Regions from separate parts of the Homo sapiens genome. Here regions 2, 3, 4, 5, 6 and 7 are each linked to region 1. The links are chromatin contacts, found by Hi-C or POLR2A ChIA-PET in ENCODE. All regions are on one chromosome and are shown on one strand. Each heading gives the region's core, a stretch centred on a gene start or an enhancer-like site at or near the end of the contact. The rest is flanking DNA. Distances are from core to core; before and after follow the strand shown. Region 1 holds the start of TMEM69 (transmembrane protein 69). Region 2 holds the start of ATPAF1 (ATP synthase mitochondrial F1 complex assembly factor 1). Region 3 holds the start of RPS8 (ribosomal protein S8). Region 4 holds the start of MKNK1 (MAPK interacting serine/threonine kinase 1). Region 5 holds the start of EIF2B3 (eukaryotic translation initiation factor 2B subunit gamma). Region 6 holds the start of NSUN4 (NOP2/Sun RNA methyltransferase 4). Region 7 has its middle 20 kb from the start of LURAP1.

Region 1 (3,174 bases), core at 273-2,772:
GACTGCTCCGGCGACCCTCCCGGACGCCAGTTCCCTACGCTGCCAACGTTCGGCCTCCAGAACGGCGGTTATGCCCTGCCCCGCCCCCGGCTCCCTTCTTCGCCGCTTGAGGCGGCGCATGGTCACCTCTGCCCCCTACAGAATTGAATCCTCTGCCTTTCCTCGTGCCGCCTGAGGCACGGACAAGCCTAGTTTAGTACGCCCCTTCTAACCCCCTTGCCCACTTCCAGGGCCTGGGCGCGTATGAATGAGTGGGTGGGTATGCATGTGTGTATCCCTTTTTTCTTCACCCTCCCACAGCCCGCCCCTTGGCCAGTGCGCGTCCCGAAACTACCTCTACAAGGACTTGCAAACCGGTTTCGGAGGAACGTGTGTTTTCCGGCCCTTTCCCACCTTCCGCTCCTTACTTCTCGTGTGCGCGTCGTTGAGACTCCAGTCCCCAGCGGGCCACACGGCCTGGCCCCGGAGGCTGCGCGGCTGCGTCGGCCGCGCTACCCGCTGGGAGTAGTAGTTCCCCTGGAGCGCAGGCGTCACTCCCCCGCCCAAGCGAAGGGCGGGATTCCGGCGAGAGCCTGCGCTTGCGACAGTGCCGTTTCTCCTACCTGAAGTCTCATTGGGTATCGCACTACTGGAAGGGGCGGCGCTGCCATGACAGAGAAGGCAATAAAACTGAAGGCCTAGCTCGACTAAAAGCGCTTACTATTAAGGAAGACTTCGCTGTGGCTCCATCCGGCACGGAAAGCTAAACCGTGTAATGGCTGGCAACCAGGAAGCTAGACTACCTAGAATCCGGAGGATTGGAGGGACTGGCCGGCGTGGGCCCCTGAGATCTCCTACTACATGTCTTCAGTTTTATCCATAGACACGGAAGGGCACTAAAATTGCCTGGTGCCATTTCCTGTGAAACAAGTCTAGATAAGAGAAGGGACTTGCCCAAGGTCACATAGCCGAGAAATAAAGCCGAGGGCAGTAGGAGAAATGATCTGACTTTCCGAACCACCCCCAAGCCTAGGGCCCTTATCACCACACCTTTCATGGAAGTGAAAATCCTGCTCTTGTGCTCTTTAACCCTTAATGAAGTTTATAGGTCCCAGCAAAGAAAATGGATGTAAGAACTGGGCTTTTTTCCCCCTCTAAATGATAGTAAAGGGCCCTAATGCAGTGAGATGTGTCCCCATAGGCCTTATAAACCCTGTTTTGCAAAGTAAAACATAAGTCCCACAGATGGCAAGCAATTCAGGTCACACTGGGCCTAAAATCCCGTCTCTTACCTTCCTTCACCACCATCATTCTGAGATTGTTTCAGTACTTGCACTCTACTTACCCGAACTCTGTGGGCAGATTCTGCTGCCTGGGAGCCCTGGAATAGAACTTCAAGGACCGTTCAACATCTGGATTCAACTAGAAATTAAGAATGGCCCCCAAACAGAAAGCCGGGCCTAGGAACCAATTAGCGCAGGTCAAGTCCCTACCCGGACTCATTTTTTTTCAGCCCTCAGGAAGTAGGGGCCTCTCTGAATCCACTTGCCGGAAGTGCCTTTCCAGTGGACCTGGGCTGTTGTTGCGGTTGTTTTCCTTCTCTCCGTGCAACGCTGGCAAGTCTCAAAGTCGCCACAGGTGCAGGTTGGGATGGGAGGCACCAAGGGTTGGTAGTAAATTTGCGACGTTGGGATGGGAGGGCACCAAGGGTTGGTAGTAAATTGGAGACGCGGGCACTCTCGGGCAGGGTTTCCCGAAGACACTGGCGTCTAAACCCCGCCTTCCTTTCTCAGAGGTCAGTTTGAAGCTGGCAGTTTGCAGTCTTCCCACCAGGGCAATGGGAATATTGAGCTTTTTCATTTATATTAGGAGGATTAAGCTTTGAGTCTCAGTCCTTAATCCCGCATCACCTGCCGTCCCTGGACTTTTTAGGTTATCACTTTTTAATACCCACTAGTTGGAAAGCACGTGCCACAGAGGAAAGGGAGTTTCCAAAGATGGGGGGATGGTTGAGATTTTAAATGGAGTGGTCTGGAAAGTCCTTAAGAAGAAAGTGATTTTGAACAAAAGTGATGGGTACGCTCTGCGGGCATTTTGGTCTGGGGCTCAGGTGGGTGGGTGTGGGTGTGATCTAAATTCTACTCGGAGGCCCAGGATTACTTACCTCCCTACTTGCTTCCTTAAGTATAGTATGAAGACATTAACTGGTATACAGGATTTCTTGACCCAGCCCTAAGATCTGTGATCAATAAATTAGTTCAATCGATTTTTTTTTTTTTTTTTTGAGACGGAGCTTCGCACTGTCTCGTGGGCTGGAGTGCAATGGCGCGATCTCGGCTCACTGCAACCTCCGCCTCCCAGGTTCAAGCAATTCTCCTGCCTCAGCCTCCCGAGTAGCTGGGATTACAGGCGCCTGCCACCACGCCCAGCTAATTTTTTGTATTTTTAGTAGAGACGGGGGGGAGGTTCACTACGTTGGCCAGGCTGGTCTCGAACTCCTGACCTCGTGATCCACCCACCTCGGCCTCCCAAACTGCTGGGCTTACAGGAGCGAGTCACTGCGCCCTGCCCAATCGATTTTTTAAAATTAAGCAGCAACTGTAGGTTTTTTTAGACATCCCATTCTCTTGGTTAAGAATGAAATTGTCAGATCTAGATCCATATTATCATTCACCTGTTTTTACTGGCTGCTTACATTAGAGTTTTTAATCAGTCCCTCCTGTGTAAAGTGCTTTGTGTCAGGGACGGTTCTCAGCTATTTACATGTAGTAACTTATTAAGTGTTATATCAGGCTAAGTGGCACACACCTGCAATCCCAGCACTTTGGGAGGCCGAGGCAGGTGGATTGCTTGAGCTCAGGAGTTCAAGACCAGCCTGAGCAATATGGCAAAACCCCTTCTATACAAAAAATACAAAAATTGGGGCCAGGCACGGTGCCTAATGCCTGTAATCCCAGCACTTTGGGAGGCCAAAGCAGGCGGATCACGAGGTCAGGAGATCGAGACCATCCTAACATGGTGAAACTCCGTCTCTACTAAAAATACAAAAAATGAGCTGGGCGTGGTGGCATATGCCTGTAGTCCCAGCTACTCAGGAGGCTGAGGCAGGAGAATGGCATGAACCTGGGAGGCGAAGCTTGCAGTGAGCTGAGATGGCACCACTGCACTCCACCCTGGGCGACAGAGCAAGACTCC
Region 2 (3,174 bases), core at 447-2,946, 980 kb after region 1:
CCCTCCTCTCCATTCTTTTTCAAAGGAAGTTTGCTAACAGATAAAACTAGAGAGAGACTGGCAGGGACTAGGGTATGAGGAACTTGTGTGAAACATTAAGGAGTTTGGATGTTATTTAGAGGTCAGTGGGGGGATAACAGTATGTGTAAATGTTGATGGGAATGATCCAGTGGGGAAGGACGGTAAAACCAGTTATTTATTTGTTCATGAGTGGGTAAGAATAAATGGATGCTGATAAAGTATTCAAAGTACAAGTAGACAACTCTTCAGAGATGCTTGTGTGTAAAACAGATCAAATACAGATCAACGAGAGAAGCCTGGAGGGGAATGTACATCAAAGAAAGGCTTTTAAGATGACAAATACTTGAGACTATCTCAATGCTGCTGGAAGGAGAGCAAAAATACTCATTCATTTACTGCATAACTGTTTCAAATGGCAAGAAAGATCACTACAGTAGCAGTGAGAGGAACTGGGGTAAAGTAGTCCAGGAATGGAAGTAGGGAACTCTAGTTAGAGGATAATGGCAACAGCCCAGGTGACGATGATGGAGTAGATTAAGGCAGTGGAAGTAGAGATGAGACAGAACTCAAATTTACAGTACTAAGTCTTTGGTTTCCTTTCATAAGACAACTACCTTCTTACCCTGCTAAATTCTCTCCCAAGCCCCTTTAATTTTCACCTCTGATCTCCTTTAGCTCTTCCCACTTGAACTCTTCAGATGCTCCTATAGCCCCTCATATGCACCTTAAGCCCCTCTAAGCTCCAGATCCTTCCCTCTGGAAGCTAAGAGGTGGTGTTAGGGACCCTGGACTCAGAGTCAGACAAATCCCAAACAGCTGTGTGACCTTTGGCAAGTCTCTTACTCTCGCTGATCCTCAGTCTCCTTAAGAGGGTTCAATGGGTGATCCGACTGTGACACTATTAGTCTTTGATGCCCTCCTCCCATCCCCAGTCGCCTTTCCTTGCAGTCAAGGCCCTAAGCTACCACCAGCCTGGGAACTCCAGCTCTGAGCCAGGCCTCAGCTATCTTAATATGTGACCTTGAGCAAGTCAAGTCCCTTCTCTAGAAGGCGTTTTCCCATTTCTATAATGAGGACAGGTGTCTCTGAGCTGCCTGCCTCAGGGCTGTCATAAGAGTCCACCTTAGCGTTTGGAGAACCAAAGCAGACAAACGTGGAACGAGCCAGGGCTTTGCAGAGACTCCCAGCTCTGACACCAATTAGCTGTGTGATCTTGGGCAAGTGACCTAGCCTCGCGGAGCCTGGCTACATCATCTGAAGAGCTGGGACAGTACTAGTGCCCACCTCACAGGGCTGTCCTAAGGCCCAGCAGCCCGGGCCGCCCCTCCTCCCGCCTCCTGCCCGCCTCCAGCCAACCCAGGCCCGCACCTGCGCAGCAGCTGGATCTTGTCGCGGTAGCGGTCGTAGAAAGGGTTGGCCTGGAGCTCGGCCTCGGCCCCGACCCCGCTGCTGTCGGCGCCCCCCTCGGGCCGGCCCGAGCCGGGGCGCACTGGGAAGACGCGCAGCTGCGCGGGTGACACGAGCCCCAGGCCCAGGGCGCGGCTGCGCACCGCGCACAGGCCCCGGTAGAGACCGGCCACCTGCAGGACCGCCGGTCCCGCGCCACCCGCAGCCGCCACCACCACAGCAGCCATGGCCGCCCCCGCCTCCTCCTCCTCCTCAGGCGCGTCGGCCTCGGCCCGCGGCCCGCGCGCCCGCTCCATCCCGCTCCGAGTGCGCCGCGCCCGCGCTCCGGCACCGAGGTTCCGCGCGCCCAAGGTTCCGGGCGCGGGATAGCGGCGAGGCGGGGCGGGGAGGAGGGGGCGCGCCGCTCTGGCCCCGGCACTGCGCGCTCTCGCCGCCCTGTGTATGCCACGGCCCGCCTCCTCCAGGGAGGCTGCCCAAATTCAACGCCCTTCCTCCCTCTGGGACCAGCAGCCTCTGCGCGCCAAGTCCGTTCTCTAAAGCCAGCGGATCTCCATGTCCTCGCGGTGCTTGCCCCTGGCACTCGCTGTAGTGCCAGGCACTCGATGTAGTAGTCCGTCCTTCAGCATCGAAGGTCTTTTCATCAACTATAATCACAGCAGCAAGCTTCTCTTTACTGAGGTTGCTATGTGCAGGACACTGAGCGGCTTCATACTCTGTGTGGCAGTATTATCCTCATCTAACAAATAAGGAAACTGAGGCCGAGAGTAATTATGTGACTTGTTCAAGTTCTACCCGACAGCTGAGCTCTTTTCAAGATGGCAGCTGCCTCCCAAGCCTCCTTTTCCTCTGCTTCCTGACATCCTCCTTGAACTCCAGCCACAGTGACCTATTCTCTCCCAAAGAAACACCAGGATTACTCCTTGAAGAGTCCTTATTCAGGCCCTTTTTGACCCCTGGAATCCTCTCTCCTTCCATTCTCTCAACCCAAATGCCACAATCTTCCTTACCGTCTGAACCAGGTGTGAGCTCCTAGGGTCAGGGACAGTGACATTAACATCTCTGTGTCCCACCTGCTCACAGAACAGGGCCAGTCCTGGAGTGGGCTCTCTGGGACAGTACTCATCATCAGGTCCTTCTTGTCTGGGTTTTGTCTGATTGAAGCCCCTCCTGGGACAGGGGCAGAGCCTTCAACTCTGCTCAATCCAACCTATGCTCATGGAGATCAGCCCTGAGCCCTGCCCTGTGCGAGGAACAGTGTAATGGAAGATGAATAAGTCCTTCAAGTATGCCAGCCCATACCTGGCTCACACTCCTAACACTTGCTGTTTTCTCTGTGGATCTGCATGTGGCTGCCTCCTCATCATCTAAGGGCTCAGTTCACATGTAAGCACCTCCAAGGGACCTAAATGACAACCCCTCCATCTCTTTATAGTCTTTATCCCATCACTCTATTGCATTCTCTTTATAGCAGTTATCATTATCTGAAGTTCTTAGATCCTTGTTTATATTAATTCATTGAGCTTACATTCTAGTGGAGTGAAACAGACAGTAAATATATAATGTTAGGTGATGCTACATGGTATGCAGAAAAACAGCAGGCCAAGAGAGATAGAGATAAGGGGACACTTGAGCAGAGACCTGAAGGTAATGTGGGAATGCTGGGGGAAGAGCCTTCCAGGTAGGGGAAACAGCAAGTGCAAAGGCCCTGATGAGGAGGTTATTGAGTCTGAATGAGTGAGGGCACAG
Region 3 (3,174 bases), core at 195-2,694, 910 kb before region 1:
TAAGCTGGGCACAGAAAAACACACTTATGCAAAGAGAATCGCATGTTCTCACTTATTTGTGGGATCTAAAAATCAAAACAATTGAACTCATGGTCCTAGAGAGTAGAAGGATGGTTACCAGAGGCTAGAAAGGGTAGTGGGAGGGTAGGGGGAAGTGGGGATGGTGGGGATGGCTAATGGGTACAAAAATAAAATATCATCATAAATAAGACCTACTATTTGATAGCAAAACAGGGTGACTATAATCAATAATAACTTGTGTATTTTATTTTTTTGAGACAGAGTTTTACTCCATCACCCAGGCTGGAGTGAGTGCATTGGTGCCATCTCGGCTCACTGGAACCTCCACCTCCCGGTTCAAGTGATTCTCCTTCTTCAGCCTCCAGACGGAGTTGCTGGAATTACAGGCGCCCGCCACCACGCCCGGCTAATTTTGTTTTGTTTGTTTGTTTTGTTTTGAGACGGAGTTTCGCTCTGTCGCCAGACTGGAGTGCAGTGGTGCGATCTCGGCTCACTGCAACCTCCAGCTCCCTGGTTCAAGCGATTCTCCTGCCTCAGCCTCCCTGAGTAGCTGGGATTACAGGTGTGCGTCACCATGCTCAACTAAATTTTGTATTTTTTTAGTAGACACGCGGTTTCACCATGTTGGCCAGGCTGGTCTCGAACTCCTGACCTCGTGATCCGCCCGCCTCCGCCTCCCAAAAGTGCTGAGATTACAGGCGTGAGCCACCGCGCCAGGCCTAAAAATTTTTTTTAATTAAAAAATAGATATCCTTCTAGCTCAGAAAAGTTAGCTGATCCCTCCTTTATACTCTCTTCCTAAGTTCCGTTCATTCTGGTGGCTTTAATTACCATTTATAAGCCAACGATTCCCAAAATAACATCTTCGGTGCAGATCCCTTATAAGGATGACCAGTCATTAATATTCAGCTTCCTATCTGTTAGTCCCACTCAACATGACTTAGCAAGATCTCAAAATGAACGTGTCCAGAACAGCTCCTACCTTAGCCTACCCCATCTCAGTAAATGGCCCCAATATTTATCCGATTGATCAAGTGACAATCTTAGGAATCCTTGACACCGCCCTCTCCCTCAATCCCCATGTCCAATCTACCACCAAACCCTTCAAAACAAAACCCAAGTCCACACTCGTTTCCAATTCCATTGCCTTCCACTCTTTTTCAACGCAGCCGCACCCACATCTCATCCTAAACGACCGCAGCAGCCTCTGAAACTAGTCTAAACACGCCCAGATCTGCCGACGCCGCAGACCCCCTTCCCCCAGCCCAGGGTCGGAGGCGAGTCGCCGGGGGTCGGCAGAGGTCAGCAGCCTGCGAGACCCTCCTAGGCTCGTGGCCCTAGGCGCGGCAGCTGACACGTAAGTCTCGTCGCCCGACGTTGTTTCGGCGCTCAGAAACAACGTAAAGTAAAGGGGCGGGGCAGCGTTTTACAAACCGAACCGTGAATCTTTGCGGTTTCTCTTTCCAGCCAGCGCCGAGCGATGGGTGAGTGTCGCTCTGCATTGAGGCGGGTGAAGGGAGGTTGAGCTCAATCAGGCCCCATCCTGCTTCACAGCCTACTGAGGAGTCCAGACGCCCCGACCCCCGGCCAGGGACAGCCACGAGGAGTGGTGGCCCTCGGGTTTCGGCCGCCCAGCCCGTCTCTGGGGGCTGCGAAGGCTCTGGGCTCCGGGTTCCGGGCCGCGGGCTGCGGGCTCCGAGCGGCGCCAACATGGCTGCCGCGAGGAGGAGGCCCCGGCCTGGCCGCACGTGTATGATGACAACTCGGTAATGCTGCATACTCCCGAGTGCGCGGTGGGGAAGCCAACCTTGGAGAGCTGAGCGTGCGACCGGCCCGGCGCGGGGGTCTCCGGGAGCTGGCGAGTCGCTAGCACCGAGTCACAGTGGCTCAAGCTTCCTTCCCCGCTTCCACATGCAGGCATCTCTCGGGACAACTGGCACAAGCGCCGCAAAACCGGGGGCAAGAGAAAGCCCTACCACAAGAAGCGGAAGTATGAGTTGGGGCGCCCAGCTGCCAACACCAAGGTGGGTGCGAGCGTGGGCCTGTCCGCCTGGGAGGTCGCCTTCCCCCGCTCTCCAGCGTGCTCGGGTCTTTCCGTGTGACAGTTGTGCGTTCTTTCTTGGGCTCTGATTTCTCTGTAGTAGGGCCTGGGTGTCCTGTCCCCCTTTAGCTGTTGGATAAGTAAGTACCAAAGAGGGAATGCTCCCTCAGGCCCCCAAACCTGGAGCTTAGGATTTCAGAGAGAAGGATACTGTGTGGGGACTTGAGCTTCTGGAGAGGGTGGCGCCTCGCGTCATAGTCAGAAGCCTAGTCTTGTTTTTTTTACAGAGGCTTAATTTTCAGCATTTGGGGTCAGGCTTTCCTCTTGGAGGCAAGTAGGGTGATGAAAAAGAATCCTTAGGCGTGGTTGTGGCCGTCTTGGTCACCTGTGTGCCACTTGCCAATGCAAGGACTTGTCATAGTTACACTGACTGTTGCCTCCTCCCGGCCCAGGTTCCTCTCCCTCACTTGCCTTGCTCTCCTTGGTAACCTAGTTCCTGTAACCTTGTGTTTTCCAGATTGGCCCCCGCCGCATCCACACAGTCCGTGTGCGGGGAGGTAACAAGAAATACCGTGCCCTGAGGTTGGACGTGGGGAATTTCTCCTGGGGCTCAGAGTGTGAGTGAGGCCCTTTGGGAGTGGGTGGGAAAACGCACCTAAACGGTCTTAAGATTCACCAAGTGGGCCTGGCGCGGTGGCTCACGCCTATAAGCCCAGCACGTTGGGAGGCCGAGGCGGGCGGATCACCTGAGGTCAGGAGTTCGAGTCCAGCCTGGGCAACAGAGCGAGACTCTCAGTAAAAAAAAAGATTCAAGTGCTTTTAGCAAGTAGTCTGTGGCTTAGACCAAGGCATTTGAAGTTTCTCCTTGCTGAAAGATCTTAAGGTAGCTGGGGAGTTCTCTCCACCCAGGCTGTCCTGCTCCAATCTCTTTTTTTGAGATTGGGTCTCTGTTGCTCAGGCTGGAGTGCCAGTGGCGTGATCTTGGTTCACTGCAGCCTCCGCCTCCTGGGTTGAAGTGATTCTCCTGCCTCAGCCTCCCAAGAAGCTGGGATTACAGGCGTGTGCCATCACACCCGGCTGCTTCTGTATTTTTAGTAGAGACGGGGTTTCAC
Region 4 (3,174 bases), core at 261-2,760, 920 kb after region 1:
ACTGCTCTATATAGTAGGCAATGATGCCCACCAAGGTTTCCGAGTAGTGTCTCAGGAAGAGCACAAGGGCACCCATGAAGAGGATGCAAAAGGAACTAAGTAATTCAATTACTCTGGGACCACATTACAGGAGACCACATGCACTTTCTAAGCACGTGCTGGGCTCTGACAGCTCCTGTTCACAGAGCTTCCCTCTCCCATGGCTTCGCTTCATGCAATCTGAGTTGCCATCCCCCACAACTGTCAACATCTGCAAAATACCAGAGTAACAGGACTCCTAACCAACTCTCTGGATTACAGAGAGAGAAGTGTTGAGGTGGGAGCAGATGGGCAGAGGGGGCACCAAAGCCTCTAGCTGGCTCAGTTCCATATAAAACCCAACCCTGGATTTCCTCTTCACATCACTTCCAGCCCAGCCCTCTAATGAAGGGCTGAAGCTAAGGAGAGTGGGCTGAAAGCACCTGGCTGATGGGTGGTGATCCAGTGAGACATTACACCTACTGTCCAGCATGTGCCTGGCGCATGGGCAGTGGTGCCCTTCCCATTCTGCAGGGTCAGTTCCATCTGTAAATCCCACTGAGGCTTCAAGGCCCAGGTCACAACAACTCTTCTCTCAGAGCCTTTCTAAAGTACCCCAATCCAAAATGACCAAGCTCCTAGAAATCACAGCTACCATGTATTCAGCACCCATTACATGACAGGCGCCATACTAGGTGACTTCCATATAATCCTATTCACCCTTCACAATGACCCTATTATGGCCATTTCCTAGGGAAGAAAGTGAAGCTCTGGGAGGGGAAGCAGACTTGCCCCAGGACACACAGCTAAGAGGTGGAAGAGATGAGATCTAAACCCAGGACTCCCTGACCCTGAAGTTGAGCACTTCTAACAACACTTCATTCCTGTGAGCCTGCCTGCCTCTGATCTGCCACTGTCAGGGAGCTTGGAGCTCTCTAGAAGACAGGGTGCACCTGACACTCTTATTACCTTTCCCTGTGGACAGCCATCCACACAGGCAGGAGCCTTTAAATACTGAAAATAAATGAAAACAATTAACTTAAAAATAACGCAGTACACAGATTTCACAAATTCCTCACGTGAAAAACTATTCATGATACTGGACTGCCTGAGCCCTGCGCCCAGCCATAGCCTCGGTCCTGATCCCTGGGAGAGACTGAGTCTCAAACGGGCCACAGAGTAAGCGCCATCTCGGACACCGGCCACGCCCCGACCCCAGGCACAGAGGTCGCAGACAGCTCGGGACAGTCCTGAAAAGCGTCCCCTTAGGCTGTCCCTCCGCAGCTGAATCGCGTCGTGACCTCGGGCAGCCGTGAAGGCCCTGACTGCCCCCTTCCGGGCACACGAGCTCACTCACAGACCCCGGCCCCATTTAGCTCGGAGGAATACCTCGCAGGTCTCGCTTTTACCTTCGCTGGCTCCCGCCGGGGAGCGGTCGCGCGCACCCCTACCTGCAGATCGCTCCTCCGAGAACGCGGAAGAGGCGGTGCTAGATCCAGGGGGTGGGCCCGATCAGAGAGGAGGGTGAGGGGGCGGAGCTGCGCCTGCGCCCTGATGGCTACCCAGGGCCGCCTGAGGGCAGGGGGCTCGAGCTGAGCGAACTGCGCAGGCGTGACAGGGAAGAGGCGGGGAGAGGGGAGATTGCTGGCAAGCGGGTGGGGCTTAGCTCCTCCGGCGCTTTCTTTTCCGAATGGAGGGTGGAGAAGCCCGGGAAGGTAGGAGGCCGGGCGCGACAGGTGTAATTAACATGTACTGAGAGCTTCTGCAGGCCAGGAAGGAATTTTAAAATGCCTTTTATATGTGGGGAAATGCTGCTAGTCTTTTCTAAAACGGGGGCCAATTCTGTACAATTTCTTTAAAAGTCTGAGTGCCTAGAATTTCACCATAAGAGTTTCTCCTTGAGTACAACATTATCCCCAGTATTTCAAAATTTTTAAAACTTTTAAAAGTTCATTTCTTGGGGAAAAACAACTGTAAATAGGTTAATGCCTCAACCAGTCTCCCCACATCCCCTTCCCAAGTCTGCAGCTGCGATGAGAAAGGATGAGAGTGTGGACTGGGATTTAATTCAGGCGCTGACTCCGAGTGATGGAGGTGAACATCCCTTCCCTGCCTGTCTCAGGATTATCGTGAGGATTTGGTAAGCCAAGCTAGTTAAAGAGCCCCAGGGACTTGCTTCCCATCATCCACCTGACAAACATTTGTTCCCTGTCTTGTCGGGGCTGTCTTTTCATCTGTATGATGGAAGGAGATTGGGAATATTAGTGAACATTCAGGACTTTGCTAGATTTCCCAATCTGGGTGAAGGCCGGAGAGGCGGAAGATCAAGCTTCTGTGTTCATTCCCTTCTGGAATCCTGCGGTCCAACCTGAGGGCCCCGATGTATCCTGACTTCTCCCACTCATTACCTTCCGTGGAGGCCGATCCAAGCTTCAAGTCTTCAGAGGCCCTGCTGGCCTGTTCCCTTCCCTGTTGCCTGTGGCAATAGCCCAAGAGATTCAGGACCTATGTTCCAGGTTCTCAAAGTTGCTATGTCCCTCACATGGCAATCAAATTCAGTTAACATCTTTGAGGGCTCTGGGGGTGCTCAGAGGAAGGAGGGCTCCCCCAAAGCAGGTGGAGCTCTAGTCATGACTGTGGCTTATTTCACCACATATTCCACAGCTTGCTGTGGGGTAGGGAGGAGAGGCAACAGGAAACCTCAGAGGCTGCAGTGTTTATGGGAGCCGAGGGTGATGCGGCATCCTTTACTCAATAGGTGGATGCTCTGCCCCAGGCTGGAGAGGATGGCTTACTACCTAGGTCCCTGCTCCAAATATTGTTTTGGAATTTTTTTTCTTTTTTTTTTTCTGAGACAAGGTCTCACTGTGTTCCCCAGGCTGGAGTGCAGTGGCACCAGCTTTGCTCACTGCAACCTCTGCTTGGGCTCAAGTGATCCTCCTGCTTCAGCCTCCTGAGTAGCTGGGATTACAGGCATGCACTACCATGACTGGCTAATTTTTGAATTTTTTTAGAGGCAGGGTTTTGCCATGTTGCCCAGGCTGGTCTCGAACTCCTGAGCTCAATGATCCTCCCACCTTGGCCTCCCAAAGTGCTGGGATTACAGGGAAGAGCCACTATGCCCAGCTTTGTTATGGACCTTGAGCCAACAGGAAA
Region 5 (3,174 bases), core at 490-2,989, 700 kb before region 1:
GACTGCAGTGGCGCAATCTCGGCTCACTGCAAGCTCCGCTTCCCGGGTTCACGCCATTCTCCTGCCTCAGCCTCCCGAGTAGCTGGGACTACAGGCACCCGCCACCGCGCCCGGCTAATTTTTTGTATTTTTAGTAGAGACGGGGTTTCACCTTGTTAGCCAGGATGGTCTCGATCTCCTGACCTCATGATCCACCCGCCTCGGCCTCCCAAAGTGCTGGGATTACAGGCGTGAGCCACCGCGCCCGGCCAATAATGTCCATCTTATGAGAAGCACTATATTTGTATTTGCTTTACTAGACAGAGACTAGATTATGGAAAACCTTCGTACTAATTGAGCCATGCTGCTTCATAATTCTGGTCTCTGCACTGCTACTGTTGCTTCCTAGTCTGCCTTTCTCTTGTGTCTAGTAATCACCTATTAAACTTTGAAGACAGCTCAAGAATCCTCTTGCCTACAAAGCCATTCCTAACCGTTCCCACCCCTCCAGAAGTGACTCCTTTTCCCGAAGTGCTTCCATTCTGCCATGTGCAGATTCTCTTAGCCTTTACGGGTTTCATTGCACGTATGTGTTTAAATGTCTACTTAAGTGTAACATTAATGTCTCTTAAATGTCTACATAAGAGTGTAAGAGTGACTTTCTTGGACTGTGTGTGCATCATCACTGTATTCCCAGTCAGATGCCAGAAATCAAAGTGGAATGAGGACCTGTGAACTTCACAACTGTATAAGAGTCAAACTCAAACATGTGCATAAGGGCATTAGAACCCAGGTCACTAGGAACTGAGGTTCCAGCTCTCAAGGAGGCCCTGGGTGAAGAAAGGCAACCTAGGAAGCATGAATAGTAATCATGAACATAACTAATCATGCTACCAGGCAGACTGTCAAATGCTCATGTCACTGCCACGACTATGGCTGACGGGAATCATGGCAACGAGTCTCGCTGCCTCCCAAGCTTTGGAGAGGGTGTTCACCGCATCTCAGACTTGCCTGCATCATAGCACTCATGCCTTTTCCAGTTGTAAATAGATAAGAAAACTGTATCAGAATTGGTCTGTCATTCCACGTGTGCTGCCTGAAGGCAGAGACCTCACTGCTCCTCCCTATATTTCACTGCCCTGCATCCAAACAACTAAAGGCAGGCTGAACAAATGAATGAAGGGCTGAGGCTGAAAGAGTGCAGGCACAGTGCTAAAGGCGTCTGGTACCGGTCTGGTGCTCGCTCACTCGCTGTGACTTTAAGCAGAACCCTCCCCGAAACTTCGTTTCTTTCTTTTCTTTTCTTTTTTTTTTTTTTTTTGAAACGGAGAGTCTCACTATGTTGCCCAGGCTGGAGTGCAGTGGCGCGAATTAGGCTCACTGCAACCTCCACCTCCTGGGTTCAAACGATTCTCCTGCCTCAGACTCTCGAGTAGCTGAGATTAGAAACTTAGTTCCTCCATCTGTTGCATAAGGTGGTTGGCTCGGATTCTCATCCCCAACCTCCCTTCTACTTCGGACACAGCTACACCGGGTCGAGCAGGGAGTCGAGCTGACAACTTCGGGGCTCAGCACCCTCTCCTACCCCTTCGGGTCCACCTCGGCCCAGTTCGACATGCCCGCCTCCCTCAGATGAGTGGCCCCACCGCACTGCTCACCCGGGTCAGCCAGCTTGTGTGCGGCCTGGCAGGGCAGAAGTCACAGCTATAACTCAGCTCCCGGCACGCCGCAACCGCTCCCAGCGATCTCCACGCCGCCTCTGACTGACAGCCCAATGGCGCAGGCGCGCGATGGCCGAGAAACTCGATGGAACGCGCAGAGCAGACCCATGGAGAAGAGAAGACCGCCGAGCGATGGATGACGGAGGGGAAGCACACTCAGCGGAGAGGAGGGAAGGCGGGCCGGAGGGGGCGGGGCCACCGAGGAGCATTCGACACGTGTGTCCCTCTGTCCATTAACACATTACCAACGCCTTTTGAGTATTCCTCCCAGTGCAGGGTGCCGGGAACCCAGACGGAACAACTCAGCCTCTTTCCTCAGGGAGTAAGTCTAAGACCTGGCTTCGAGTACATTCGGTGAAAGAAAGCTCATTGGGAGCCGCAATTTTGGCTAGCTAGTGAAAAAAATCACCGAATGCCCCTGCAGGGGTTGCCAGGACTTCCTATTTGTTTTTGTTGTTGTTGTTGTTGTTGTTTGTTTTTTGTTTTTTTTGAGACGGAGTCTCGCTCTGCGTCGCCCAGGCTGGAGTGCAGTGGCGCGATCTCGGCTCACTGCAAGCTCGGCCTCCCGGGTTCACGCCATTTTCCTCCCTCAGCCTCCCGAGGAGCTGGGACTACAGGCGCCTGCCACCATGCCCGGCTAATTTTTTTGTATTTTTAGTAGAGACGGGGGTTTCACTGTGTTAGCCAGGATGGTCTCGATCTCCTGACCTCGTGATCCGCCCGCCTCGGCCTCCCAAAGTGCTGGGATTACAGGCGTGAGCCACCGCGCCCGGCCCGGGACTTCCTATTTGTAACAGGGCCACTCACGTTAACTTTAGCCATCAAAACTGGGGGCGGCTGGGCATGGTGGCTCATGCCTGTAATCTCCGCAATTTGGGAAGCCGAGGTGGGAGGATTGCTTGAAACCGGGCGTTCAAGACCAGCCTGTGCGAGAGAGCCTCCAGTCTCTACAAAAGTAAAAATTAGCTGGGCATGGTAGTGTGTGCCTGTAGTCCCAGCTGCTCAGGAGGCTGAAACGGGAGGATCGCTTGAGCCCAGGAGTTCGAGGCTGCAGTGAGCTATGATCGGGCCACTGCACTCCTCCTGCCTAGACGACAGAGTGAGACCCTGTTTTTTTTTTTTAATTTAGTTTTTATTTCATAATCATAAACTTAACTCAGCAATCCAGTTAGGCATGGAAAGGAACAAGGAAAACATGGAACCCAAAGGGAACTGCAGCAAGAGCACAAAGATAAGATACTGCGAGCAGGCCGGGCGTGGTGGCTCACGTCTGTAATCCTAGCACTTTGGGAGGCCGAGGCAGGCAGATTGCCTGAGCTCAGGAGTTCAAGATCAGCCTGGGCAACATGGTGAAACCCCGTCTCTACTAAAATACAAAAAAAAAAAAAAAAAGAAAGAAAGAAAGAAAGAAAAAATTAGCCAGGCATGGCGGCGTGCGCCTGTAGTCCCAGCTACTCGGGAGGCTGAGGAAAGA
Region 6 (3,174 bases), core at 466-2,965, 650 kb after region 1:
ACCAAAAGTAATAATTGAGTTTAGGAAGGTCTCAGGATACAAGGTCAACAGAAAAAATCAATTATATTTTAATATACTAGAATTTTTCTTTTGAGACAGAGTCTCACTCTGTTGCCCAGCCTGGAGTGCAGTGGCATGATCTCAGCTCACTGCAACCTCTGCCTCCTGGTTTCAAGTTATTCTCCTGCCTCGGCCTCCCAAGTAGCTGGGATTACAGGCATGAGCCACCATGCCCAACTAATTTTTGTATTTTTAGTAGAGACTGGGTTTCACCACGTTGGCCTGGCTGGTCTCCAACTCCTGACCTCAGGTGATCCACCCACCTCGGCCTCCCAAGTGCTAGGATTACAGGAATGAGCCACAGTGCCGGCCAGCCTTTTTCTTGAAAAATGAACAAAGTGAGCCTGTCACTTCAAGGAAAATAACTGACAGTATTTGTTGCCAATAAGAAAATTCCAAAATTCCACATTCAAATGCCAAATAAGAAAAAGCTTTCGGCTGGGGGCAGCGTGAGCCACCGCGCCCGGCCAAGTTTTGTATTATTTTTCTTAACTATGTCTTCTCAAATTGCGGAAGCGTTAGGCCCCACAACATTTGACATCACCAGTAGGGATCCAGTGGAGAGGAGGGACATGATCAGAAACTGTGTTTTTAAATGATCATTCAACAGCCAATTATCAGGGTGGGTAGGAGTGAGGCAGGGAGATCAAAAGGCAGGGAGATTGGCTGGGATTACAGGCATTGTTACCAGAAAGGGGTCCCGATCCGGACCCCAAGAGAGGTTCATGGATCTCGCACAAGAAAGAATTCAGGGCGAGTCCGCAATGCAAAGTGAGAGCAAGTTTATTAAAGTACAAGAATAAAAGAATGGATAGTCCATAGATAGAGCAGCTCCAAGGGCTGCTTGCCCATTTTTATGGTTATTTCTTGATGGTACGCTAAACAAGGGGTGGGTTATTCACGCCTCCACTTTTTTTTTTTTTTTTTTTTTTTTTGAGACGGAGTCTCGCTTTGTCGCCCAGGCTGGAGTGCAGTGGCGCGATCTGGGCTCACTGCAAGCTCCGCCTCCCGGGTTCACGCCATCCCTCAGCTTCCCGAGTAGCTGGGACTGCAGGCGCCAGCAACCTCGCCCGGCTAATTTTTTGTATTTTTGGTAGAGACGGGGTTTCACCGTGTTAGCCAGGAGGGTCTCGATCTCCTGACCTCGTGATCTGCTCGCCTCGGCCTCCCAAAGTGCTGGGATTACAGGCGTGAGCCACCACGCCCGGCCAGGTCCCGAAACTTAAGCTTCATTTGTTTCACTGCAAATCTGCTTCTGCCTACAAGCCTGGTCTCATTTTCCTCTACCTAAGGATCTTCCTCCATGCAATTTCGGCCTAGGAGGCCCTTCCCGCCCCTTTTCGCCTAGCTAACTCTTTCGGTACTCAACCACCAACTCCTAATCCTCCCTGGTCCCCCAAGTGGGCTAGGGGCTTCTTGGGAGTCCCTCGCACTGCTCTAAGCATCCAGGCAGAGTCATTATTCCGGGTGCCAGGTTGCTCTTTTTCCAGCAGCCTTCAGGGGACTCCTGGCTGGGCGGAGTCTGTAGAGGCGCGCGGAGTCCTGGGAGAGCGTCAGATGTATTTCCTTTCCCTTTTTTCGCTCGTGTCCCGCCGGGTGGCGCTCACCACCTCCCCGGAACACGCGAGTCTCCTGTCGCGGTTCCGGTCGGAATTACCCCGTGGAGCACGCCGATATGGCTGCGCTGACACTGAGGGGTGTCCGGGAGCTGCTGAAGCGTGTGGACCTCGCGACGGTCCCGCGGAGACATCGATATAAGAAGAAATGGGTAAGGTCCGGCTGGGGGCGCAGGAGGGAAAAGTGAGGGTGGAAACTTCTCCAGTCTTTCCGTTTCCCGGCCCTCTAGAACGCCTAGCGTCTTTCCCAAGCACTCCACGGAACGTCCTTAGGCACCTCCCTCTCTCGTCTTTTCCGTCACCGCCTCTGTCCGCACTCTATGTCCCGAGCGTTAGTGTCTTCCACTTGTTACGTCTGCAGTCTCCTGACTCCGCCCAAGTTGCGTCATCACCTTCGCCTTCATTCTTTTAGTGATGTCACTGTCTCTTGTTCCCCAGCTGTGTCCACCTACCTTTCTGTCCCCCACTCCCCCTTTTACTTCCCTCCCTCCCCTCCCCCTTTCCCTTGCCCATTCTTCCCCCACATGACTTCTCCTTTCCTCATTGATTTTCCAGCCCGGTCGCCCTCACCCCTCGGAAAATACCATAGCGACCTTGCCTGCACTCCTGGGTCTCCGCCGCCTTGCAGGAAAGGATTCAGCCCCTTCCTCAACCTCGAGCTGCCTCTGGCGACCGGGCAAGGTTACAGCGACCACCCTGTCCATACTGCCGGCCCAAACCCTGGCAAAAGGTGCAACGAATCCTCTCATCCTCTGGACTCTCCTTGCTTCTCCAGAGACCCTTTTTCTTGCCTCACTGGAAGCCCTGGAATTTCTTCTATGACCGGCACGCCCCCCTGCCCACCCCAGCCGATTCCCTCGCCACCTCCACCATCTCTTCCACCCCCACAACCTTCCTCGCACTCAGGGAGATGGTCTTTTGAGTCCTCTTCCCCACTCCTGGAAAGGACCTACTGCCGCTAGCCCTGCCACTCGGGTTCCCCACTCTCCAGCCCTTATTTTGAGCAGTTCAGCATTCCGGGGTCACCCCCTCTCTGTCAGCGGACACCTTATTGCAGCTGGATGAGTCCCTCCAGAATGCGGCGTCCCTGTCTTCAAGGCACGTACTGTGACCAGCACACTAATCTCTGTTACTCTAGCGGATGGCCTTCAGCTTTTGGAACCAGCCCGGCAACCTCCTTTCCCCTTGCTCATCAGTCCCCGGGAACGAGCCCAGTGACCTCCCCTCAGCTCACTCATGTACCCTTGGAAACTGGACCCATGATTTCGCCTCCTCCTACACATAGGACCCCGGGAACTTGCCTCACGATTTCACCTCCTCTTGCTCGCCGGCCGGTGGAAACTAGTCCTATGGCCTCCCCAACCCTTTCTCACAGAGTTTTGGAAACTGGGCTGATGATCTCTCTGCCCTCTCACTGGTTCTCAGGGAGAAGTTATAATGACCCCCTTCTCTCCCCAGCATCTTCCCCACCTACTGGCAGCTTTTACCATGGCAGCCT
Region 7 (3,174 bases), core at 326-2,825, 540 kb after region 1:
TGGCAGGGAAAGACAGAAGCTCTTTGGTCCCGGGGCCCCATCCTGGAAAAGGAGAGGGAGCAAGGGAAAGGCCTGTTTACTTCCTCCCTTAGAGCAAGCCCTGACTCCCGGAAACTGAGGAGAGAGCAGAGCCTGGGTCTCTGAGCCTGGGTCCCAGAGCCCTGCCGAATTACAAATTATATCATAGAAGGAATTCAGGGAAGCTGCCAACCTGGGGCTCAGAGGGGACGGTCCCAGAGATGGGGACAAGAGCTGTGGCTGGTGTCAGAGAATGAATTCTTAGAGATTAACCCTTTGAACTCTGGGGTAACTGCTCCATATGTTAGTCCCTGCCTTTCCTGGGCCTTGAAACTGGGATACTAGAAGGAAAAAGATGGAAAAGGATGTCAGATGACTTTGGCTGTTCACTGCATCCTCCTGCAAAAGAGGCGTCCTCCTCAAATCCTGGAATAACTCGTGCCATTTCTCTATTTTGTATTCTGTGTTGGGGAAGGGAAGGAAGCCAAATTGATCATCTCTGCTTCCCTAAATTCCTCAAGTCTCATTTTGAAACTCCCACCCCGGTCCTTCTGGAGCAATATTCAGTCCATGGCTTGTCCCTAAACACCCTCTCTTCCCCTCCCACCCCCTCAAATGATTGAAATGTCCAAAGTATATTCTCAGCTTCTTCCACTGCTCACAAGACCTCTCCATACCACTCCTATGGTCTTGGGACTCCTGACTTCCCCTCAGACTGGGAATTTGAATCTCCTATTCCAGTCCCTACTCTGTAGTCATTTTGTAGTGTGCCCTCGGTTAATTACCCTTCCTGTTTTTTTTTGTTTGTTTGTTTTGTTTTGTGTTTTGTTTTGTTTTTGAGATGGAGTCTCGCTCTGTCATCCACGCTGGAGTGCAGTGACGCGATCTCGGCTCACTGCAACCTCTGCCTTCCGGGTTCAAGCGATTCTCCTGTCTCAGCCTCCTAAATGGCTGGTATTACAGACGTGCACCACCATGCCTGGCTAATTTTTGTATTTTTAGTAGAGACGAGGTTTTGCCATGTTGACCAGGTTGGTCTTGAACTCCTGACCTCAAGTGATCCGCCCATCTCAGCCTTCCAAAGTGCTGGGATTACAGGTGTGAGCCACCTGCCTGGCCTGTTGTTTTATTTTTAAGACAGGGTCTCACTCTGTCGCCCAGGCGGGAGCGCAGTGGTGCGATCTCGGGTCACTGCAGCCTCTGCCTACTGGGCTGAAGTGATCCTCCTCAGCCTCCTAAGTAGCTGCGACTACAGGCACGCATCACCATGCCCGGGTTACTTTTTGTATTTTTTCTAGAGACAGGGTTTTGTCATGTTGCCTAGGCTGGTCTCAAACTCCTGGGCTCAAACAATCCTCCCACCTCAGCGTCCCAAAGTGCTGAGATTACAGGCCTGAGCCACCATGCCCAGCCTTTATTTCTTTTTTTTTTCTCTTCAGCAACATTGTTCATGGAATTATACCCTTCTTGGAAGACACTGTATAGTATTCTTATTTGAGGTTCACTTGTTCAGTCTACACACTTATGAGCTGAAGAGGTTGCCCGCCCTCTTGTGGCCATTATGCACCACTGCTGGAGTTGCTGTGTGGAACCTCCAAGCTCAAATAAAACATGGCCTTCTAAAGACCAGCCCCCGTCAGTGCGCAGAAAGGCTAGTGAGTCAGACCTAAAGAGGGCATAGACTTGCCCAGCATCACCCATTGTAAAGTTGTGGCGACGTCCAGGTCAGAAAACCCAGATCACAAGCCCACATGCCCACAGCTCCATCACCTGGCCAGTCAACACCACTGAAGCCCAAAGGGACTGAAAGCAATTTTGCCCCTGTTACAATGTTTGCGTTCTCACCTCTTCCTAAAGAGGCAGCTTAGTCTTTAGAGGAAGAGCTGCAGGAAAGAAAACCCTGGGCCTGGACTGGATGAAGGGGTGAAGGATGCACTAGTCTGGATCACAGATAGGAGGAAAAATCAATCCTGGACCCACCATTTTTCTGGGAAGGAGGGCTAGTAGCTCCAGACATCATAGGAACAGAGCTCAGCATTTCAGACCTGGAGGTTAGAAGCAGAGGTGGGGGTGGGGAGCTGTGAAATTAGGAAACTTAGATGGGTCTTGCAGAAGTAGGTGTGGCTCCACAGGTCAGGGAATTACGGGTCAATTGGATAGCACCTGAGAGTGTTGTGGGGCTGGAAAGCTGGGGTGAGTGAGGCTGCCTGGGTATTCCGCTTAGGTCTAGGCATCCTGGCTGAATACCTTAGATTTCAGTTCACCACCAGAGAAGCCCGGAAACTCCAGTAAACACATATCTTTGGTCCCTTCTACCTGCCTCTAACTTGGCTGGTTGAGGCTCAGCTTCTCTCTAACTAGACTTTTCTGGCTTATAGGGTACAGCTGTTTGGGAGCTCAAAGAAGGAGAAGGTAAGAAAAAGGGCAGAAATGCAGAGAGAGGAGAGGATGGGATGAAAACGGGGTGTGGAAAATATCAGAGGGCGCATACTGCCCTCAAGTGCACTGGGGGCTTTTGTCCGGGGTCAGAGTAAAGACAAAGAAGAGGCTGCTCATGAAAGCTGCAGAAACAGTGCCTGGGGGGATAAGCGGGGGCGGTGCTGGCTGAGACAAGAGACCATGGGAGTGGGCATTGTAAAGACCTGCATTTATTTATTTTATTTATTTATTTATTTATTTTGAGACAGGGTCTCACTCTGTCGCCCAGACTGGAGCGCAGTGGCATGATCTCGGCTCACCGCAACCTCCGCCTACCAGGCTCGAGCGATTCTCCTGCCTCAGCCTCCTGAGTGGCTGGGACTACAGGCACACGCCACTACCACCCAGCTAATTTCTGTATTTCTAGTAGAGATGGGGTTTCACCATGTTGGCCAGGCTGGTCTCAAACTCCTAACCTCAAGTGATTCACTCGCCTCGGTCTCTCAAAGTGCTAGGATTACAGGCTTGAGCCACCATGCCCGGCTGAGGCCTGCATTTAGGATGGAGGCATTGAGGTTGAGCACTGAGCTAACTGGAAGCTCAGTGACAGCTTCAGTGAGAAATGCTTGAGAGTTGTAGCAGACACAAGCTCATTGTGTGTATGGTGCCAGGCACACACTGGGTGTTCCGTGACACCTGTTCAGTGAATGGAAGAATGAATATGTGTAAGCCCACAAG

Evidence for each region. A loop is a pair of places that touch in the nucleus more often than their neighbours do. ChIA-PET counts read pairs that join two places held with the same protein, here RNA polymerase II (POLR2A). Pooled maps may share reads with other maps.
Region 2: a loop to region 1 is called in a pooled map, with 4 times the contacts of the local background. The contact joins the promoter of ATPAF1 here to the promoter of TMEM69 in region 1. A Hi-C loop is called at or near these places in 5 of 50 pooled maps. POLR2A ChIA-PET finds 5 or more read pairs at or near these places in 2 of 52 experiments (activated CD8-positive, alpha-beta memory T cell and activated T-cell).
Region 3: a map of CD8-positive, alpha-beta T cell shows a loop between it and region 1 (7-fold over the local background). The contact joins the promoter of RPS8 here to the promoter of TMEM69 in region 1. A Hi-C loop is called at or near these places in 4 of 168 maps with a recorded cell type or tissue (B cell, CD8-positive, alpha-beta T cell, naive thymus-derived CD4-positive, alpha-beta T cell and 1 more) and 11 of 50 pooled maps. POLR2A ChIA-PET finds 5 or more read pairs at or near these places in 5 of 52 experiments (CD4-positive, alpha-beta T cell, CD4-positive, alpha-beta memory T cell, OCI-LY7 and 2 more).
Region 4: a map of naive thymus-derived CD4-positive, alpha-beta T cell shows a loop between it and region 1 (10-fold over the local background). The contact joins the promoter of MKNK1 here to the promoter of TMEM69 in region 1. A Hi-C loop is called at or near these places in 1 of 168 maps with a recorded cell type or tissue (naive thymus-derived CD4-positive, alpha-beta T cell) and 8 of 50 pooled maps. POLR2A ChIA-PET finds 5 or more read pairs at or near these places in 1 of 52 experiments (GM12878).
Region 5: a loop to region 1 is called in a map of B cell, with 16 times the contacts of the local background. The contact joins the promoter of EIF2B3 here to the promoter of TMEM69 in region 1. A Hi-C loop is called at or near these places in 5 of 168 maps with a recorded cell type or tissue (B cell, CD4-positive, alpha-beta memory T cell, gastrocnemius medialis and 1 more), 3 of 37 single-sample maps with no recorded cell type and 10 of 50 pooled maps. POLR2A ChIA-PET finds 5 or more read pairs at or near these places in 3 of 52 experiments (HEK293, T-cell and activated T-cell).
Region 6: a map of B cell shows a loop between it and region 1 (21-fold over the local background). The contact joins the promoter of NSUN4 here to the promoter of TMEM69 in region 1. A Hi-C loop is called at or near these places in 2 of 168 maps with a recorded cell type or tissue (B cell and GM12878), 11 of 37 single-sample maps with no recorded cell type and 20 of 50 pooled maps. POLR2A ChIA-PET finds 5 or more read pairs at or near these places in 6 of 52 experiments (CD4-positive, alpha-beta T cell, GM12878, MCF 10A and 3 more).
Region 7: a loop to region 1 is called in a map of endothelial cell of umbilical vein, with 2.4 times the contacts of the local background. The contact joins the enhancer-like site here to the promoter of TMEM69 in region 1. A Hi-C loop is called at or near these places in 1 of 168 maps with a recorded cell type or tissue (endothelial cell of umbilical vein), 3 of 37 single-sample maps with no recorded cell type and 7 of 50 pooled maps. POLR2A ChIA-PET finds 5 or more read pairs at or near these places in 3 of 52 experiments (A673, MCF 10A and T-cell).

What each region holds. Positions count from the first base shown.
Region 1 is chr1:45,686,659-45,689,832 of GRCh38, forward strand. TMEM69 (transmembrane protein 69) reads left to right here and starts at 1,523. Exons shown (of 3, transcript NM_016486.4): 1 at 1,523-1,617. It also overlaps a transcript of GPBP1L1 not described here. RefSeq lists enhancers at 1-89, 46-165, 186-515, 1,465-1,534.
Region 2 is chr1:46,666,668-46,669,841 of GRCh38, forward strand. It overlaps ATPAF1 (ATP synthase mitochondrial F1 complex assembly factor 1), which reads right to left and starts at 1,697. Exons shown (of 9, transcript NM_001394565.1): 1 at 1,390-1,697. The coding sequence starts at 1,655. It also overlaps a transcript of TEX38 not described here. RefSeq lists enhancers at 1-201, 1,997-2,146 and silencers at 1,267-1,886, 1,314-1,484.
Region 3 is chr1:44,774,096-44,777,269 of GRCh38, forward strand. It overlaps RPS8 (ribosomal protein S8), which reads left to right and starts at 1,445. Exons shown (of 6, transcript NM_001012.2): 1 at 1,445-1,505; 2 at 1,939-2,045; 3 at 2,580-2,679. The coding sequence starts at 1,502. SNORD55 (small nucleolar RNA, C/D box 55) reads left to right here and starts at 1,770; the gene lies at 1,770-1,843. It overlaps SNORD46 (small nucleolar RNA, C/D box 46), which reads left to right and starts at 2,397; the gene lies at 2,397-2,494. RefSeq lists a silencer at 1,489-1,698 and an enhancer at 1,779-2,068.
Region 4 is chr1:46,602,758-46,605,931 of GRCh38, forward strand. It overlaps MKNK1 (MAPK interacting serine/threonine kinase 1), which reads right to left and starts at 1,511. Exons shown (of 13, transcript NM_001135553.4): 1 at 1,428-1,511. RefSeq lists enhancers at 825-1,325, 1,093-1,142 and a silencer at 1,473-1,692.
Region 5 is chr1:44,984,856-44,988,029 of GRCh38, forward strand. EIF2B3 (eukaryotic translation initiation factor 2B subunit gamma) reads right to left here and starts at 1,740. Exons shown (of 12, transcript NM_020365.5): 1 at 1,638-1,740. RefSeq lists enhancers at 1,514-1,783, 1,742-2,323, 2,034-2,083 and a silencer at 1,874-1,963.
Region 6 is chr1:46,339,092-46,342,265 of GRCh38, forward strand. It overlaps NSUN4 (NOP2/Sun RNA methyltransferase 4), which reads left to right and starts at 1,716. Exons shown (of 6, transcript NM_199044.4): 1 at 1,716-1,828. The coding sequence starts at 1,736. RefSeq lists enhancers at 117-916, 1,577-1,786, 2,914-3,003.
Region 7 is chr1:46,222,081-46,225,254 of GRCh38, forward strand. No RefSeq gene overlaps it. Among named protein-coding and RNA genes, the nearest start is that of LURAP1, 20 kb to the left of the region's middle. Within about 2 kb of position 1,576, at least 2 of the 41 ENCODE cell types and tissues checked have a DNase peak (open chromatin) inside an H3K27ac peak, as active enhancers do.